Linked DNA regions of Mus musculus: region 2 is linked to region 1. The links are chromatin loops, found by intact Hi-C in ENCODE. Cell type or tissue: gastrocnemius. All regions are shown on one strand. Each heading gives the region's core, and the rest is flanking DNA. Links, peaks and the distances in the headings are about the cores only.

What was found. Hi-C counts contacts between places; a loop is a spot of excess contacts. Peaks named below come from ENCODE experiments on the same cell type or tissue, not always from the same donor. Only the 100,000 strongest peaks of a DNase experiment are listed, where the experiment ranks them.
Region 2: a loop joins it to region 1, with 3 times the contacts of the local background. A loop is called at or near these places in 34 of 42 quality-filtered maps.

What each region holds. Positions count from the first base shown.
Region 1 is chr10:40,998,217-41,009,217 of GRCm38, reverse strand. No RefSeq gene overlaps it. Among named protein-coding and RNA genes, the nearest start is that of Gm48057, 31 kb to the left of the region's middle. In gastrocnemius, for the core only: a CTCF peak has its summit at 4,708 (motif pointing left); a DNase peak (open chromatin) is centred at 4,682.
Region 2 is chr10:41,285,724-41,293,723 of GRCm38, reverse strand. All of the region lies in intron 1 of Fig4 (FIG4 phosphoinositide 5-phosphatase), which reads left to right. Among named protein-coding and RNA genes, the nearest start is that of Fig4, 14 kb to the left of the region's middle. In gastrocnemius, for the core only: a CTCF peak has its summit at 4,694 (motif pointing right); a DNase peak (open chromatin) is centred at 4,726; H3K4me3 peaks cover 264 bases; H3K27ac peaks cover 301 bases.

The DNA of each region.
Region 1 (11,001 bases), core at 1,387-9,386:
CCTGTGACAGTTCTGGTTATCTGTGGCTTCCTTAGAAATCCTGAATGAGGACCCCAAAGCTATATGAGCTTCAGGATTCACACAATTTATATCCAAGCCTAGCAGGAAGTTACTAAAGTGGCCATGGAAACCCATCAGAAAGAAGTCAACCGCCTAATGACAGCTGTGACTGCTACCTTCTCAACATCAGCTTTCTCGTGAGAAGGGCAAGTCAGCATAGACAGGTCTTAGGCTAATCAATAACATAACACCATGGCCAAAGATAGCATTCTCACACAATGCTCACTAATTTGTACGGGTGGTAGTTGGGACCTTAAAAGAGGGTACCACTTAGCATCATGTGAATTTTTTCCTTAGTACTGGCATGGGGAGAGTGCATGAAGATGGACACCCATGGAAATAATGTATTCCCATGGAAACAAAGAATTTGTTCCTTTCCAAGGACTTAAGGGAGCACAAAGACTTCATCTGCCCTCAGTTTCTGGAACCGTCTTTGGAAGGAATCATCCTATGCACTTATCTGAGCCTCGAGGGTCGCCTGAGTCTACTACTCCAAAAGGACATTTTCCCTTGACTTTTATTTTCTTCCTTTTGTTCCAAGGTATTTTGTAGGCATGGAATTAAAACTCTACAAAAAATTATCAAATTACTAGCAATATATTTCAGGGGGTTGGGAAGGTGGCTGGAAGCATGCACAGATAAAGAGGGTCTGGGAGTACAGCAGTTTTCTTGGTCCTGTTCTGTGGCAACAGGACCGAGCGTGGTGGATGAGAGGCAACATAGTCATGTGACAAATCCCAGGCGCTCCAACTCCAGAGACCAGCAACAGGAAATCAGAGTTTATTGCCCAACCCATGAGCTTATATACAGTGTTTGATCCAACCCCAAGCACCTAAATCCTTGGCCAATTGTGTCTTGCCACACCGTCATGGTGCTCCAATGAAAGCCCTGCTTGATGAAGTAACTCAGAGTGTTTGGGAAAGTATCTTACCTGTGAGGACTTCCGTGAAGACCGGAAGCAGCTCCTGGCCTAAGTCTCAGACCCCTGGGACAAATGGCTGGGATGCCTATTTAATGTATGCAGACACTGGCCAGCTCTCCCAGGTCCCTCAGTACTTGTGGCCCCTCCCAGCCCTCCAAGCATCCCTTAGTGCCTGTGGCTCCTCCCTCTCTTTCCTCTCATAGTCCCAGTTTAGTTGGCCCTCCACAGTCAGCCTAGACTCTTCCCTCTACCTGCCCTTACTTACATCTATGCTAAAAATCGAACCCATACTTTAGTCACAACCTCCTCCTCTTGTCTCTCCTTTTCACTCAGCCATTAAAGTGCTTGCCTAACATGCACAGGATCCTGGAATTCAACACCCAGCACCTCGGAGACATTAATTCAAAAGGTCTTGAGGGGGACACTGAAAATCTCCATTTCAAGAATTCTCCACGAAACCGCTGGAGGAGGCCTAATGATTTCACTTGGATAATCATGACGCCGATGTTAACTCCCTACTTGTAGGGTTCACTGTGAGTCTTACGTTCACAGCAATGCTTGGAATGGTGCTTAACACAGTGCAAAGTGGGATGTGGGTGAAGCTCACCCTTAGCCTTCCTCTTTCTTCCCGGGCTGTTTTTATGAATGTAGCATGAAGCAGACTGATGTACAGCCCCACTACTTCCCCTCCCCCACTGACCCATCCCCATCCCCAGCTGCTCAGAACAGAACGGGGGAGAGTGGTGAGATCAGGGCCTTGACCAAACCTGGTGTGTAGCTTCCTGGACTGTGCCAGAGCTTCTGACATCTGTCAAGTGACCACCATGACTATTTGACTATAGCACTTTACCATAGGATGGCTCTGGGAGAGGTAGCCTCGGAAGCAGGGTACAACACGTATCCTAAAGTCTTGATAGCATAGATTCCTTCAAAAAATTGAAAACTAAATGCCAGTTGGCCCCTCCTAAACATGGACAGAAGAGAGAGACTCTGGTTCCCACATCTAGTGGGGGACGTGGGTTGGGCCGGAAGTCGCTGCCCACCAGCCTGCCCACCTTCTCATATTCCCTGTACCATTTAATTGCCACAGCAGTCTTGGGCTATCACCATAAGGACAGGTGTGATAATTTAAATCTCAGAGAGGATACATGAACAGTATGGTTGTGGAGGTAGAAACACGGCAACCAGGTCCAGCCTCGAACCACTGTCTTGATGATACTTAGCCAGAATCATAGATGTTCCTTACCACGAACTGCCTGGGATTCTCTGAGAGCTACCCTTCCTACCTCAGCTATTCACATTACCCTTGCTCCCCACGCCCGTTATCAGACTCACAGACTCTGCCAGATGGTGCCCCACCCAGAGTATGCAACGCCATGTGCCACGCCTGTCATTTCCTGGCACTTCTATCCACACCTCCCATTCTCTGACCTTCGGACTCAGAACTCAAACTGAATGGCACTGGTCGCTTGCATCCCTCTGTTCCCAGCTTGCAGACAGCGCACCTTGGGCCCTTTTCATCTCCATGATCATGTGATCCAGTCCCTTATCCTGTTTCTGGGCTAGAACAGCAGCCTCAAGCAGAGCTTGAGAGTTCGATAGATCCGGGTTCAAATCCCACTCCACTTGGATTTCCAGTAGTCAGTATTCCTCTTTGAAGCCACTGCCCAGACCTTCCCAAAGAATAGAGTTCTCATGCATGCACCATGGAAATGCAGAGGGACACAATGGCAGGACTCCAAGTTCTAGGTTCAAATCCCAAGTCTGTATAACCACTGACTGACTATGCACAAGCTACTTCACCTTTCTGTGTTTTTTTTTTAACATGTAAATGGAGATACTGATACCCTTGAGTGTGTGATGAAATTAAGAGAGACTGGAGTCACCCATGAAGACTTCAGAGCACACCCAGTATCCTAAGACATCAAATTCTGACACAGGCTGAAGCACATGCTGAGAGGTCACAGAATACCGGTTGCTACTGCTTGTTGCCATTTTCATGAGAGGCACACATTAAAATGAATGATTAAGGGCCTAAGCCACATCCTGTGAATCAGAAAACAACACAAAAAACCATAAGCATAAATCAGATACCAGTGTGGGACATTTTACCCCAGGCTGGGCACTGTGTGACATCGTTGCCCATCCGTGTCCAACAGAGAAGTCTGCTTCGCGGCCTGCACCTTTGTCAGCATCCCACCAGCTTGTCATAGACGGTCTCAGTACTGCTTGCATTAAATGATATCCTAGGCTTTCGCTCCTCATTGGCCTCCCCACGTGAGTGTACACGCCAGGCAGCCCATGTTCACAAGATAGGTCAGGGCACCCAGGTTCATTCACAAGTACTGGTGAGACAGAATGTAAGATTAGCATTGCAAAGGACCAAGTGTAACCTGTAAACAACGGTGAATTCTGAGTAACTCCTCAACATAGCTATGAACCATGCCAGGAGATCACAGCTCAGCTGCAACAAGATTGTCACACGGAAGCTGACCAAATACCACACTCCTCCTCCTCCTCCTCCTCCTCAAACAGACAACACAGCTCTCTCTAGCAAAGATGTCTATTTTTTTTTCTTTTTTAAAACAGGGTTTCTCTGTATAGCCTTGGCTGTCCTGGAACTCACTCTGTAGACCAGGCTGGCCTTGAACTCAGAAATCTGCCTGCCTCTGCCTCCCAAGTGCTGGGATTAAAGGCGTGCGCCACCACACCCAGCAAGGGTGTCTATTTTTTGACACTGCAATATGACACTGTCTTCTACAAGTGTGTTGGGCCTCACTGTAGCTGACCTCCTTCTCTGAAGCTGTCACATGGATACAATCATAGTGTCCACCTCCTTGGTGATGGTACGGAATAGATGAAACCACTCTTACAAAAAGCTTCCAGTGTGTGGCTGGAGAGATGGTTCAGCAGTTAAGAGTACTGGCTGCCCTTCCAGAGGTCCTGAGTTCAAATCCTAGCAACCACATAGTGGCTCACGACCATCTGACCATCTGCAATATGACACTGTCTACACTGTCTTCTGGTGTGTCTGAAGATAGTGACTATGTATTTATACACATATAATAAATAAACAAACAAACAAATCTTTTAAAAAATAATAACTAAAACTTCCAACGGAGCCTGGCACACAGGAAACCCTTACAGGGCTACCACTCAGTGTTGTCACTGGCCTTTTCAGTTCTAGTCCTGTCTCTGCAGCTTGGTGTGTTTTCCCTCCTGCCTGCACCATGCCTGGGCCATCCTTTCAGGCCCTCACCCTGCTGACCCCCTTCTCATCTCATAGCCAATGGTCCATGCTAAGCAGGTCACCCTCAGGCCTGCCTGAACAGGTTCATCTCCTACTCTGAGACTTTCTACACTTTAACAATAAATTCAGGTGCAAGAGAAGCATTTCAAACGTTTATTTTATTTTATTTTATTTTATTTTATTTTATTTTATTTTATTTTATTTTATGTGAAGAAATGACGCCAACAAGCCCAGCCGGTCTGTTCTGCTCTTCTGTGCTCTCAGCCCTTTCCCCCTCAGAGATGGAAGCACGTCTTTCTGGAAGAAGACACTTAACCAAGTGACTCTGTAGTGGGGGCAGGTTGGTAGGGAGAGAGAGAGGACTGGAAAACTATATGCATCTCAGCCTGGTCTGTTACTGGGTATCTCACCCACGGGCAGGAGCAATACTGTGCTGCTGACAGCATTGTCTAAAGCAGGTCAACACTGCCATCTGTTGGTCATGCAGAGTGCCTGATCTCCCAAGTAAAATTCCATTAGGTACTAATATACCGTAATTACTGTAATATAATTACCGTAATATACGTAGTCTTTTACTGATGCTGAAAACTCAGAAAAGCCAAAGTCCTCTTGGACATTGCAAAATGTGCCAGGTCTACACAACCAGCCAGCAGAGTCAAAAATCACCTTTCATTGCCAGCCTCTCGCCTTCAAAGGAATACTTAAATGACTAGATGACTCTATGCAGCCAGCGTGTCTCTTTTGCAGTACTTGGGACTAGGGCTAGCTGGATGGTGTGTGCTGGTTATGAATGAATTCTGCTCTTGCAGAGGACCCAAGTTCAGTTCCCAGAACTCACACCAGGCAGCTTACAGCCATCTGTAACTTATGCCCACATAGTGCACAGAAAATAAAATCTAATCGAATCTAATCTAATCTGCACAAATGTAATGAGATGTCTCTGAGCTGGGACATGAATCTAGACACAAAATTCCCTTATGTTTTATGTATGCATTTTTCCACAAAACCTGAGTAATTTTTCACAATTTTGTGCACGAAACAAATTTCATGGTTTTCTACTTATGTCACATAGATACTCGAATGGTTGGAGATTCGGAGTGTTTGCTATCTGGGGCTTTCTGGTTGGGGCTTCAGCTCCTCATGGGCCTCTCCAGTATGAGTGGACATGCCAAACTGCCCATGTCCACAAGGTGGAACCAGGCTGCCCAGGTTCTTTCACTCAGAGTAATAATGAGACTGAATCTGAGATTATCATTCCACAGGACCAATGGTGAATTCTGAGTAACTCCTCAACATAGCTATGAACCATGGCAGGAGACCACAGCTCAGCTGCAGCCAGATTGTCACACGGAAGCTGACTGAATATCACACTCCATAAACAGACAGCAGAGCTCTCTCTAGTAGGAGTGCCTATGTTTGACACTGCAATATGACACTGTCTTCTACAAGTGTGCTGGGCCTCACTTTTGCTGCCTGGGATGTGTATGACTCACGGACCTCAGGATGGACACAACGGCTGAAGAAATGGGGCAACCTGTGGCAGAACATGGAGTTAGAAGCCCTGTGTCTAAGCTTCAAATTCCAGTCCCATGACTAATAATCCTGTGCTTGGACATATGGAGTATGTGGAGGGCCAGTGTTCTGTGCTCTGAGCCTCAAGGCTGGAGTTTTGAGTCTGATTCCTCTAAGCTTGGAAACAACTAGACAAAATCCTGTCAGTGGTTAGGGGAAATGTCTCCAGGTTCATGCCTACAGTCTTGATAACACGCCAAGGCAAGACATTAGGAGTGAGTTTTCTGAACTAAGTGTATCATTAAGAAATATAATGTATAAGTCGGGCATGTTGGTTTATACTTGAAATCTAGCACTTGAGGGACTGAGGTCAGAGGATTTCTATGTGTGGGACCGTAATGACGCAGGATTAGGGAGGAAGGGTAGAGGGACCCTCAACTCTGTATACCTCAGATGAGGACAGCAGGAGTCGGCTACCTCCTCCTCCAACCTGGTGCCATAAAGTTTGCTTCCCCAGCAGCCCCACCATCAACCCTAGCAAGAATTTATTATGAATTTATTACCCCAACAGTTACCTGACCACACTTCTTGTTTGATCTTATAAGGTTCCCCCCCTCCCCCGGCCCTACATCCCTTGAGTCTGTCAATGAAGTGTCTTTCAACACCCCTGTTTCTGTTTCAGCCAACGGTACAAAGACACACAAACCTTGCCCCAGGACCCTGACCACCTCCCCAGGGGCATAAATACCCCTTTCTCCCCCTGCCCTCCAATAAATGAACCAGTTCTCCCAAGCTGTTCCCGGATGTGTTCTTTACCTGTGCACTCATCACAGACGAGGTCCTACATTGCACACATCCTCTCCCAGCTAAGCTTCCCTCCCTCCAGTCCAGCCTGGTACACAACTGGCCTGGCTACCCTGCAGGAGAAGTGGACACAGCAGGCAGCTATGAGTCCCAAGCTAGATGGGGCTACAGTGTGAGAGAACCCATCTCAAAAAATACACATAAAATTCAAAAGCTTAAGTCTTATAGTGAGAAGGTAGTACAGGGGTTCAGTGGGTGAAGGGGCTTGCTGCCAAGCAGAGTTTAAACCCTGGAGTCCACATGATAGAAGGAGAGAAATGACTTCTCTAAGTTGTCCTTATGCATATACATTAACTACAATATGTAAGGGTAAGTTTTTAAAATGTTAAAGGGAGTTACTATAGAAAGAGCTTCACAATGACACTCTCCACAGGGCACAATGACCCCACACTTAGAATTTATTAATCCCATGGGAAATTACATCAACCAAATCAGATGAGGAAATGGCTGCATACCACTCCCCTACACACACACACACACACACACACACACACACACACACACACAACTATGTTTAGCAGAACAGTTCTCTTCTCTCATTCTTTCTAGGCTAGTGGGTTTGACCAACCACCAGACTGGCTGGTAGCCCTGATTCTTCAGGCAGAGGTGGGGACAGGGGAACCTTCCCATCAGGAGGAATCTCAGGAGCAAACAGCACAGAAACCCAGAGGATCTGTTCACAGTTGGCTGTCATGGAGCAGACTGGGTCCCTCCACACCACCTGGGCATCTGTCCTCAAAGCTCAGGGTGTGTTAGGCTAGTGGCAACAGATAGGACTTCCCCTGATAAAAATTACAGAGTTGGACAACGAACTGAGGAATGAAAACTAAGGAGGTCTTCTCGGCGATCCTTAAAAATGCAAGCTATAAATTTAAATCAATGGCAAATCACATTTATAGAAGAAATAGCTGTGCTTTATAAGAATGTGCCAAATACTCTAACTCACATCGATCATTTTTAAATTGTAGTCCTTGTTCCACCTAACTCATTCTCAGAGGTTCTAAGCTTCGGCTTGGGGCGTTCCCTGCCTCTGACCGTAGTGGTCAGAAGCTAGCTGGAATGGCAGCCACACGGGCCTCCTGCAAACCTCTCTTCTCATGTAAAGTCGCTCAGTGATGATCTCTGAGTGAGGCCTGCTCTCCCGGGTGAAAGGTCTTCTCTTCATTTCTTGTTTTCCCACACCTGTGAAACTATTCCCGCAGCTCTCAGCACTGGGGATCCTGGGAAGTGTTTAATGGTTTGCAGAGAGGAGACTAGAACCTCTCATACTCATACTCACGTATGCACACACACACATGCATACACTCTCATACACACACTCACACACAAACTCTCTCATGTGCACACACTCATTCATGTGTACATACACACTCACACACATATGCACACGTCTTCACACACTCATGCATACACACTCTCATACCTGCACACACAATTCATACATGCACACATGCTCACAATCTCACACACACACACATGCACACACACACACTCACATGCACTCACTCACACGTACACACATGCATACACACTCATACACACATGCATGCACTCTCACGTACACTCTCACACACACATGCACACACTCATACACATATGCACACATTCTCACACACATGCACACACACATTCATACATGCACATATGTGCACAATCTGTCACACTCATACTCACACATGCACACACATGTGCACATCCTCATACACATTCACACTCATACACTCTCACACATACCTACACTCTCTCTTTTGCTCTCACTCCTTCAACCCTTTCCCCTCTAACTCCTCTTCTTCCCCCTCCTCCTCTTCCCCCTCTTCCTCCTCCTCCCCCTCCCAATTCTCCTCCTCCACATGGGGTCTCATGGTGTTACCCAGGCTGCCATCAAACTTAGGCTCCAGCTCTCTTCCCTTCTTAGCCTCTTGAGTAGCTGGAACTACAGGCAAGGCTCACATACTAGTCTATTATATCATTCTTGTACACAGCATAAAATGTTCTTCATAGGGGCTGGGAGATTATTCAATGGGAAAGGGTGCTTGTGTGAAAGCAAGAGGACCTGGGTTCAAATCTGACGTGGCTTTCTTTGTGTGTCAGCAAACCCAGCACTGGGGGGGTGGGGGGGAGGAGGGAAGCAAGTAAGATTATTGTGAGCCAGGAGGTTTCTGGCCAAAATGTAGTATTTTACATTCAGGGAAAGGCGCTGTTGGTAAAAACAAAACGACAATAATAATAGATAAAGAAAGACACCAGACATCTTCCTCTGGGCTCTGTATGTCCATATGTGGGCATGCACCTTGTGTAAAAACGTTTCTTTAAAAAATGTTATTCAAAAAACTTACTATTTCAATAATCTTTCAGTACTCTCCAAAAGAGTACTGAAATACAGGCAGCATTTTTTTCTACTCCTGTCATCAAAAAATGATGATGATGACGACGACGACGACGATGACAACAACGCTTAGAAAGGTCCATCTCCTGTGTCTGCTGATTTCAGGCAGCAGTGTCGGAGAGCCAAATCAGCTATTTTATACTCAGTATCAGGAGAGTGAGGCAAGAAGTGAGGTCTGGGGTCTGAGGTGGAGAAAGGAAAAGTGTTCTGATAAACGTTTGTGCAGCAAGGGCTGCAGAGGAGCTGAGGGACAAACCGCAAGAGGAATTCATCAGCAAACATATATTGTGCCTTCATCCACAGTCCAGGGCAGCTGCCCCCAAACCTTGTAGACCTTGTATGGTTGGTTGTAGGGTCCTGCGTCTGCTCCTCCACAGGGCATGCCTGCTTGAGGAGGAGGAATGAGGGAGTTTACCCCACAATGTCGCCAGGCGGGTGTTGGGCCATAGGGCATCCCTGGGACACCGCTCTGGGGTTGGGGAAGCACAGTCTGAGGTGCAGGACAGCCAGAGCTGGCTGGGGGTCCCTGAGCCAGCGACAATGAAGCCTGGTTCTCAGGTTCTTGGACACCCAGGCGCTGCTGGGCGCCGCGGAGGAGCTGAGAACAGTGTCCCGCAGTGGCAGGGGGAGCTGCGGCTGGTCCCATGGGGTGAGTCCTTGGCTTGTCACCGGTTGGCTTGAGCTTGGGCTTGGTGGAGGCTGTGGCTGGGAGCACAGAGAGGCCTTCTATGAGAGATTAGATGGCGACTCTGTGGACGAAGGCCTTCTCCATGGCTCTCCACGACCGATCTTGATGAAAAGAGGCAGTCTATAGTTTTGTTTTGTTTTGTTTCAAACTTTTTTAAAAAATTTATTTATTTAATGTATATGAGTACAATGTTGTTGTCTTCAGACACACCAGAAGGGGGCATTGAATCCCATTATAGATGGTTGTGGTTGCTGGAAATTGAACTCAGGACCTCTGGAAGAGCAGTCAGTGCTCTTAACCATCTCCAGCCCCTAATCCATGGTTTTAAGATGTTTACTGTCATGGTGGAAAGTGGATGAGTAAAACCGTATCTCACTTCTCAGGGTGAGCCTGAGGTTAAATACTTTTTGCAGGGAAGAGTGTCTGGGAAGGAAGGCTTATTGGCTAAGCCCTCCAAGCCTGTAATACTCATTACTATGGAGATCTGCCTTGAGCCTACGTGACCACAGGTCACGTCTTCTACAAGTGGAGAGGCTTGGGTCAGTGCACTGATGGTCACAAATCTATGAGAGGCCGCGGCTAGTGACAGGGGCTTGGTGCCGGGGAATCAGGCGAAGCGACTACAGTCTCTTCAGAATTTGCGGGGTTTCAATCCTTAGCCCAACCGGGGACCAAGCTACGTTTCATGGTCCCACAAGACCCTATCAAACCTCCAAAAAAAATGAGATGCAGAGAAGCCGGAATCCAGGGACACCATGAAAAAGATGAAAATTCGTATCACTCAGACCCAGAGAAGGTGCCACCCACACCAGACAGTGTACATTCCTCGAACCTTTTACAGGGCATTGATGCTGACTGGGAGGCAACCCGCTTCGGAAGAGATGAGAGGCACAGACTCGGCCTTTCACTGACTGATCTGTTCCTCTTTCCAAGCAGTCCTTCCCCAGTGGTGCAGCCTAGCCGCTGGCGGCCTTCCAATTAATCTGAAATCTGCTTCCTCTGAGAATTCCCTTCAAAAAGCAATTTGCATTTTATTAATGAATTCACAGAGACCAAAAGCCTTCCAGAAATTAGCAGTCCGTGCAGGCATCTGGGGGATGGGAAACCAGGCTGGTTCTGAGGAGAGAAAGCCAAAGTGACTGAAAATGGAAGGCAACAAATAGTATTGATAGATGGGGACAAGACAGCCTGCTCCAGGGAACAAAACAGGGTAAATACGTGTGCTTTCAGCACAAAATACAAAATGATACTCAGAAAAAAGACCGGATGGCAGTATTTTAAATGGCTAAGCAATGGTATGGGCTAACCTGACACCACCT
Region 2 (8,000 bases), core at 1-8,000, 290 kb before region 1:
GGTGAGGAATGGGAAGGGTTGGTGTATGGCACACCAAAGGCTCCAGTCTGAAGTTTGAGCTCCCTGGCAAATGTTCCTGCTCCCCAACCCCCAGCCCCCTCAGGCTGCCGTTTGCTGTGGACATTTGTTCTAGCCAGTGAGAGCAGGAGTTGCTCTAGGGGGTTTAGCAGCTGAAGTTATCCTGGGTGAATCTGCAGTATGCCTCTCTCTTATGGGTACTTAGTGGTCGATGTTCTGAGGTGAGTGCATTCCCACTAAAAGGACTTAGGGAGCCAGCCACCCTTTATCCCCAACCACATGGGCTTGAGTAAAATAAGAGCCACACCACAAGGAATGCCTCTTAACCTTTATTGCGTGACTGGGGAGCAAGAGAGGATCGTACAGTGTGGTATGTTTGGCTGAGGGACAGGAGCAGGGAACCGATGTCATTGTCCTGCAGAGAGAAGCATAGTTAAGAGTTTTGAGATGTGGTGGAGTGATGGAATTTCACACTCACTTCTGCAGGGAATGTGAAATGTGACACTCCCCATCAGTCAGGCTGGGTCCCGCCTGTCAGGGAGGCATGCTTGTGAGGCTTGCTTTCCCACTTCTGGGCTGCGTTAGCTCACCATTAGCTTGGCTTGATAAATGAGACACGGAACCGGCAGGCTTGCAACACTGTGAAAGTGCTGGAAACAACTTCCAGATGCCTTTAAAAACAGTATGTTTAATATGAAAGTTCAGCTGAAGGTGAACATTAGCTGAAGCTGCCGTACAACCTGAAGTCTCTTCCTTTTCAAGAAGGCTGATTTTTCTTCCCTCAGATGAAGAGTGAATGATTAATTAGCCTGTCAGTATAAAAGGAGAGAATGTTAGTAGATTCTGCGTTTCCTTTTAAACGGGTTGCCTATTGTATTCCTTTCCGGTTTCCTGCATAGATATTTTAGAAACACATTCATCTTTTTACCTCACCACCACTGTCAAAGTTACCAACACATTTTAAGTCTTCTTGAACAATGACAATTTTCAGAAGAGACTCAACTCACTTCAGTACAGCTAGTTTTTTTGTTTTTTGTTTTTTTTGTTTTTTGTTTTTTTTTTTTTTTCAGTATCTAAATGTCTGCCTCACCACTGTCCCTCAACAAGCTCTGTGTGCTGCAGAGAGCAGAGCTGGAGAGGTGGGCTGCCCAGGCCCCTTCCCCTAGCCGTGTGGATTTCATGGGCCTCATTCATAAGACACACATTCAGGTTTACATGTCTGGTGAGGGGAGATGGTGTGATCCAATTACTGTGCTTTTAAAAACAAGTTGTGTGTGTGTGTGTGTGTGTGTGTGTGTGTGTGAACACAGAGAGAGGCAGAAAGAGAGAGGTGCCGTGGAGGCCAGAAGAGGGTGTCAGATCCCCTGGAGCTAGACTTAGGTGGTTGAGCTGGGATTTGAACTCTAGAAGGGCAGCAAGTGCTGCTAACTGTTGAGCCGTCTGCGCAGCCCCAGTTGCTGCTCCTTTCACTCCGTGGTGCTTCTGGGCATCTTTTTTCCCTTCCACCACTGGGACTGTGGCCTGCCACTGCCAAAGCCTCTGCTAACACCTAGGATGATTTTTTCCTCCCTCCCAAGTCCTACTTGTTACAATGACTTTATAGGAAGTTTAGCCCCAGATTTTTCCTGGGTGTGTAAATCTCCTTCCAGCACATTTATGTTCTAGGTATTGCACAAATTTCATCTTGATGCATGGCTCGGATCTGCGCTGGCCATCCCCATTTCTGTGTACAGCTGCCACCTGGGTTCTTCCTCCAAGGACATGTTTCCTCTCCTTGTTAATGTCCCTGTTTTCCTGGATCACACAATTTCCTATTTTTTTTTAAATTTATATCTTTTTTTAAAAAAGATTTATTTTATTATTATATGTAAGTACACTGTAGCTGTCTTCAGACACACCAGAAGAGGGAGTCAGATCTTGTTACGGATGGTTGTGAGCCACCATGTGGTTGCTGGGATTTGAACTCTGGACCTTCTGAAGAGCAGTCCGGTGCTCTTACCCACTGAGCCATCTCACCAGCCCCTTAATTTATATCTTTAGTTTGGTGGAAAATTTCTAAAAATTAGAAAGCTTTTGTGTTTTTTTGCTTGCTTGTTTGTTTTTTGTTTGTTTCTTGTTTTTGGCCTATACATGGTCTAAAAATGTCTAGGTTCTTTCTTTGATTAATAGTGAAATGGAGGACCACCAGACTATGATCTTTTTTATTTTTAAGACTGTATGTATAGCTTTTATTGTCATGTTGAATTGCTTGAATTTTAGAAACATCTCGTAACTGAAAATATATTTTGCCCAGAAGTTCTGAAACTGGTCAGGTGGGCGTGGTTTTGCTTCCCAAGAATAATTCTCCATAGGTGTCAGTGAGCCATCTGCACTACTGTCTTTATACATGAGGTGTGCAGAGGTCCAGGCTCCTGGTGGCAGTGGCACCTCTTGCTGCTTTATCTGTATATCTGAATGTCCTCAGGGAATTGGCCCAGTACAGGTTCACAGTCAGTTTACTTAGAATTGATTGCAACGATGTAGCAATAAGCAATGGAGTCTGAATTACAAAACAGTGCACCCTGCTGCCACTCTCCAGTGCAACTGACAATTTAGTCCTGACTTATATACTGAAATGGATGCTGTCCTTTAATTGGATGGTGTTACCTACCTGTCTGTCATAACTCTGTGCTGCACCTGAGAATTTCTAATGTTACTTTGTTTCTATATTTCTATCATCTCTAAGAATTTCATAAGTTGTGTTTGATTGTATCCACACCCTTCCTCCCCCAGCTCTCCCCAGATCCACCCCTACTTCCATCTCCCTCCAACTTTGTTCCTCCTCTTTTAGATAATAACCTAGTGAGTCCAGTTTGTGCTGTCTGTATCCTCCTTGGGTGTGGAGACATCTACTGAAGTGTGGTTGGTTTGCCAGAGCTCATGCCCTTAAAAAACCGGACTCTTCTTTCCCCAGAAGCCATTGATTGTCCATAGCTTCTCAGTTAGGGGTGAGGGCTCATGGTCCCCCTCCCGGCCATACTCCGGTGCTGACTGGCTTGATCTTGTTTTGTATAGGCAGCCATAGCTGCTAGGTCTTGAGAACAGGAGTCCTATCATGTCCTGAAGACATTATTGCTCTGATGCTCCCTGCCTTCTAACTCTTTCTAGAATCTTTCTGCCCCTTCTTCCATCATGGTCCTTGAACTGTGTGTACCTGTTGCTACAGGTGTCCCAGTTGTAAGTTTCTTCATTAGCTAATGTCTACTGCAAAGTGAAACTTCTCTGGTGTGATTGAGAGCTAGCCTCATCTGTGTGAACAGAGCTAAGACTAAAGGACGGTTTGATACTGTGTCCGTTTATTATTAATTATTTATTAATTATTCTCCAGAAAAATAGTCGTAGGTCTACCGCTGGTGAGTGTGAGCTCTTCAACCGTGGGTTCTGGGCCAGATCTACAGCAATCGAGCCAGACAGCAGTGGGTTACCCCATTCTTGCCACTATTGCAGCCATGGCATATGGAGAGGGGTGGGAGGGTAGGGGTGAGCAGGAAGTGAGGAGAGGGATCAATAACTCTAAGGATGTTTGAAAAAGCTGTATAAAATCTATTTTATAAGATATGTATATGAAATATATATAGTTATATAGTTATATACGAATCAAGAATATAAATATATATGCATTTAATTGGAGTTATCTTATACAGTTATCTGTTCCTCTCAGAATCCCTAAGTTGCCAACTAAGCAGAGCGGCAGGTATTGGGTCCCCAGAGCTGTTGGTCAGAGCTGGCTGCAGACCCCTCAGTGCAGGATTTTTCCTTCTGTTCAGCAGAACTTGTTGGTTAGACCCTGTCGCTGAGGGAAGACAGCACACACATTGGTCACAGAACATAGAAAAAGTCAAGTTGGTTCTGAGCAGTAAGCTCTCCCCTGCTGGCTGGCTTTCATAGCAGTAGAAAGTACTGTGTAGGCTACTAGAGGTGTGGTGGGGTGGGGGTCACCATTGTCTAACCAGCTGTGAACCCCGTAAATGACAACAATAACTGGCAAGACAAGGTATGTCATCTTAGTCTTGGTTTTTAGTTTGAATCTTGCTTTTTTTTCTTCAGAAACATGTGCCGACTTTGTGTTTGTTTTTGTTTTTTTTTTGTTTGGTTTCTTTTTTTTTTGTGGAGGGATGAGAGTGATGTCTTCTTTTATTTTTATTTTATTTTTTTAAATTTTTTTGGTTTTTCGAGACAGGGTTTCTCTGTGTAGTCTTGGCTGGCTTCGAACTCAGAAATCCGTCTGCCGCTGCCTCCCAAGTGCTGGGATTAAAGGCGTGCGCCACCACTCCCGGTCGTTCTTTTATCTTCTAGTACTCTGGGGTCCATGGGACCCCAATCTGTTTCTGCTGGAGGCTCATTCATGTAAATCGTTTCTCTTCTTGGGTAAGCCTTTCCATTTGCAGTTATTCTTCTGCTTCCTCCCGTGGGGAGATCCGTCTTGAGTGGTGTTATCCAGTATGCCACAGTGTGAGTTTGCGTGGCCACAGAATTGCTGTATTCAACAAGAAGAACACGGGACTGAGTGGGAACAGCTCTTTCTGGAAAAATTACCTCTCTTTTTTAAATTAAAAAAATCAAATTAGTACTAGAGTGGATTTTGGCTAGCCATCAGAGGGCAGTGTAGACAGTGATTCTCACCGTCCCCACGCCGGTCAAAGCCTCAGAGCAGTCTCCACACGAGGGCGCTATTCTCCGCACAAATTCTTTTAAGGGACCATTTCTGAGGGCAGAGCCTGTGGATAGTCACATGACTTCCCGTCCCTGTTAGGGCCCACTCTCCCTGCTCTCCCTGTGAGAGCCTGCTGCCTGTGAGGGTCTTCTCTATGTAGGGCCTGCAGTGAGGGCCTGCTCTCCCTGTGAGGGTCTGCTATCTGCAAGGGAACACTCTGCTCAGTGTGTTAGGGGCTCTGTGAGCATCTTCTGGCTTCATCTTGTTTTTGCTATGAACATAACAATCCCTTTCGTGCCTTTTCTTGCTAGTCGCTCTCCTGGGCGTTCTTTATCATCATGACCTCAGTAAGGTGGCTCCCTTTCTGGTAACAAGAATAAATAGCTTGCAAACCATTCTTTCTAATTTATTTGGTTGGCTGTTTTATCAGATTGGTCACCCCCTCCTCTAGGCAGTGAGTTGGGGCTCGTGGCTGACATTCTGAGTTTCTTTCCCTCAGTTTCCCTCTCTGTCTGGCTGTTCCCCCAGTGCCTAGAGTCCTGTTACTGCATTCCCCAACTTTGTTTTCTAATTGTTATTAAAATCACTTTATTCCTACCTCCTTACTACTGACAGTGTCAAGGAAACCCTGCCTATTCTAGGATACCAGGGGCTAAGCACTTCAGCTAGTTATCTTCTAACTGGTATCAGCCAGCATATAGGTTTGTTTTTCATAACCTGTGGGTAGATCAGACCTTTATAAACAAAGTCATTGTTGCTTAGCAACAGGATACATTCTGAGAAATGTGTCGTTAGATGAGTTTCACTGCAAACATAATAAAAAAAAAACCACTTACCCAAACTAAGACATAGTTATGTTGCTATTAGACAATGCAATCTTATGTCCCCATGGAACATGAGGAACATCTTTAACAAGATGTTATTATTGCTGTATTATTATGTGACACATGTACACTTAGTAAAAGCTTCAGTGAGTTTTATTTATCCTACAGATTTAGATAGAAAACATTGTAACAGAATTCTGCATACTGTTATTTCTTAGAATTGTACTCATTCTTGAAGTCCAAATGCTAGACTCTTCCATCATTGTATACAGCTCCAGCTCCTTCTTCAGTCTCATCTGCTTTGGCTTCCAATGGCGGATGCTTTCCAGCTTGACCTTTGACATTGTCCAGCAGACAGCTGTATGTAGTGTTTAGTTGGTTTACATCTGCACATTGCGTAACCGGTGACATGGTAAAATGCTGGCTGACTATGGCAGTATCTTCTCACTTTTTTTAAATGGGTTATTTTATTTATTTACATTTCAAAAATATTACTTTTTAAAGGACATGTTTAAGCAAAATATCTTTACAGTATTTACTTTTGATAATGAGATTTTACTTATCTTCTTTAAAGTAATTTAAGAATAATTGAATTAAGGAGATAGCTTGGCAGAGTGTGTGCTTAGCATGTATGGGGCTCTTGGTCTGATTCTTAGCACTACCCAAAAATAAAGCAGTCCACTTAGTTTTGCTTATGAACTTTATGTTTAAAAAAAGGATTGTTGTGGGAAATATCAAAAAATGAAACTGTCATGTTGCTGTGTTTGTGCCGGCAACTCTCTGCCCTGGTGGCCTGGCCGGCAGTAGCCGGACGGTCTTTATCTCATGGAGACTCTGACTCAAAGCACCAAAATCTCTTTACCCAGCTTGCTGGGTTCCCACTGGTGGGTCCTTACCACACCAACCCCATGCTTCCAATCCCCCACGGCCTTTGTGGTACACATCAGGCAAACCCACGCTTTGCCGCCATACTTTTCTCTCTGGAACCCTGATGATCTGCTGTGTGAAAGAAAACACAACACAAATACAAACAACAGTAACTCACTCACTGGGCGCAACAACTAAAATCCTAATCTTGTAAGCCTTATTAAATCTAAATCCTCCGGTGCCGAATCCTGACAGATCCGCCATTGAAACTGGGAGACACTCGTAGCTACATCTTGTCCTCACGCTATCCCTGCCCAGAAAGGACCTAACTCTCTCCTGTTTCCTGTCTTCCTCCGTCTAACCTGGAAGTCCCCCCTACTGGCCCAGTGATTGGCTCCTTTATTCATTAGGGGATTGAATATTGTTTCCAGGAACTTCTTTGGGAAAAGTATGGGGACGCGTGGTCCCATGTTTTACCTCTCTTCTGGTGGTGTCTGGGAACTGCCTGTATTGCTCAGGGATGGGGAGGAGGGGCAAGGTGAAGTCCAGGACAGGGGGTCATATCCATGTGGGGCAGCAGAGCAAGGCTGTATGCCAGGCTGGAAGGGGAAAGTGGGGCCTGCGGTGAGCAGGACCTGGGTCCATGCTGAATGCCAAGTGGTGGAGGGGCGGGAGAAGGAAGGCCTTCCTATGAGTCTTAGTTTTTCAGGTTGCTTAGGCAAAGTTCTTCCTCATGGCAACCTTTAATGAAGCTGCTCCCTGAGATGGTCTGAGCTTGTTCATATTTCTTTATTGGGGGTGGGTGGTGTGGGTGTGAATGCATGTGCTTTATGTGGGATGAACCAGGGATTGTATCATTTTGGGGACTATCCAGGAAGGGAAGGTCATTGGCTGAAGGCTAAGGCTATTGAGATGCCTCATTAGCGTGGAGAGGCTGTCCGGGTGCTGTTATATGACTGACTTCCCACCGTCATCTTAGCTGAGGGTCTTGGTTACCCACTCCAGAGCAGGCATGGAGGCAGGGAGGAGCAGCTCTGTTCATGTCATCTCAGATCTCTGAGATGTCCTGGGGTTTGAGCATGCTCCACCTCCCCAGTCCCATGCCTGTCTGGTGGCAGGGCCCACGTGTCCTGCAGGGACTGTGCATCCTTACAGGCCCTTGGATGGGGCAAGCCCTCAGAGTTCCCCCCTCACAGCCATTTTCCTACTCAACACAGAAGACTTTCAGACTTATTTGTCAAACTATAATATTTAATAGCTGTAATTGTCTAAACGTCCTAATTATATGTTGAGCTTGCTCATGCTTGTCAGCACTACCGCTTCCAGGCAAAGCTTAAACATCACATAAGCCAGTCTCTAATGTTATAATAGAATTAAATGCATCTGACCTGGGTCCTGTGCTTATTTCAGACATCGGAATGATTCTTATCACGAAGCTCTAAGAACATTTCAATTTAAAAATTGACCTTTTGGAATCGGTCCCTCTAGTCCTCTAGTTGTACATAATCAACATATACTTTAAATAGTAACCTGACTTTATTAATGTTTCTTCAAAATGTAACATGGTTATAAAATGTCTGTAGAGCAAAATGCCTTTA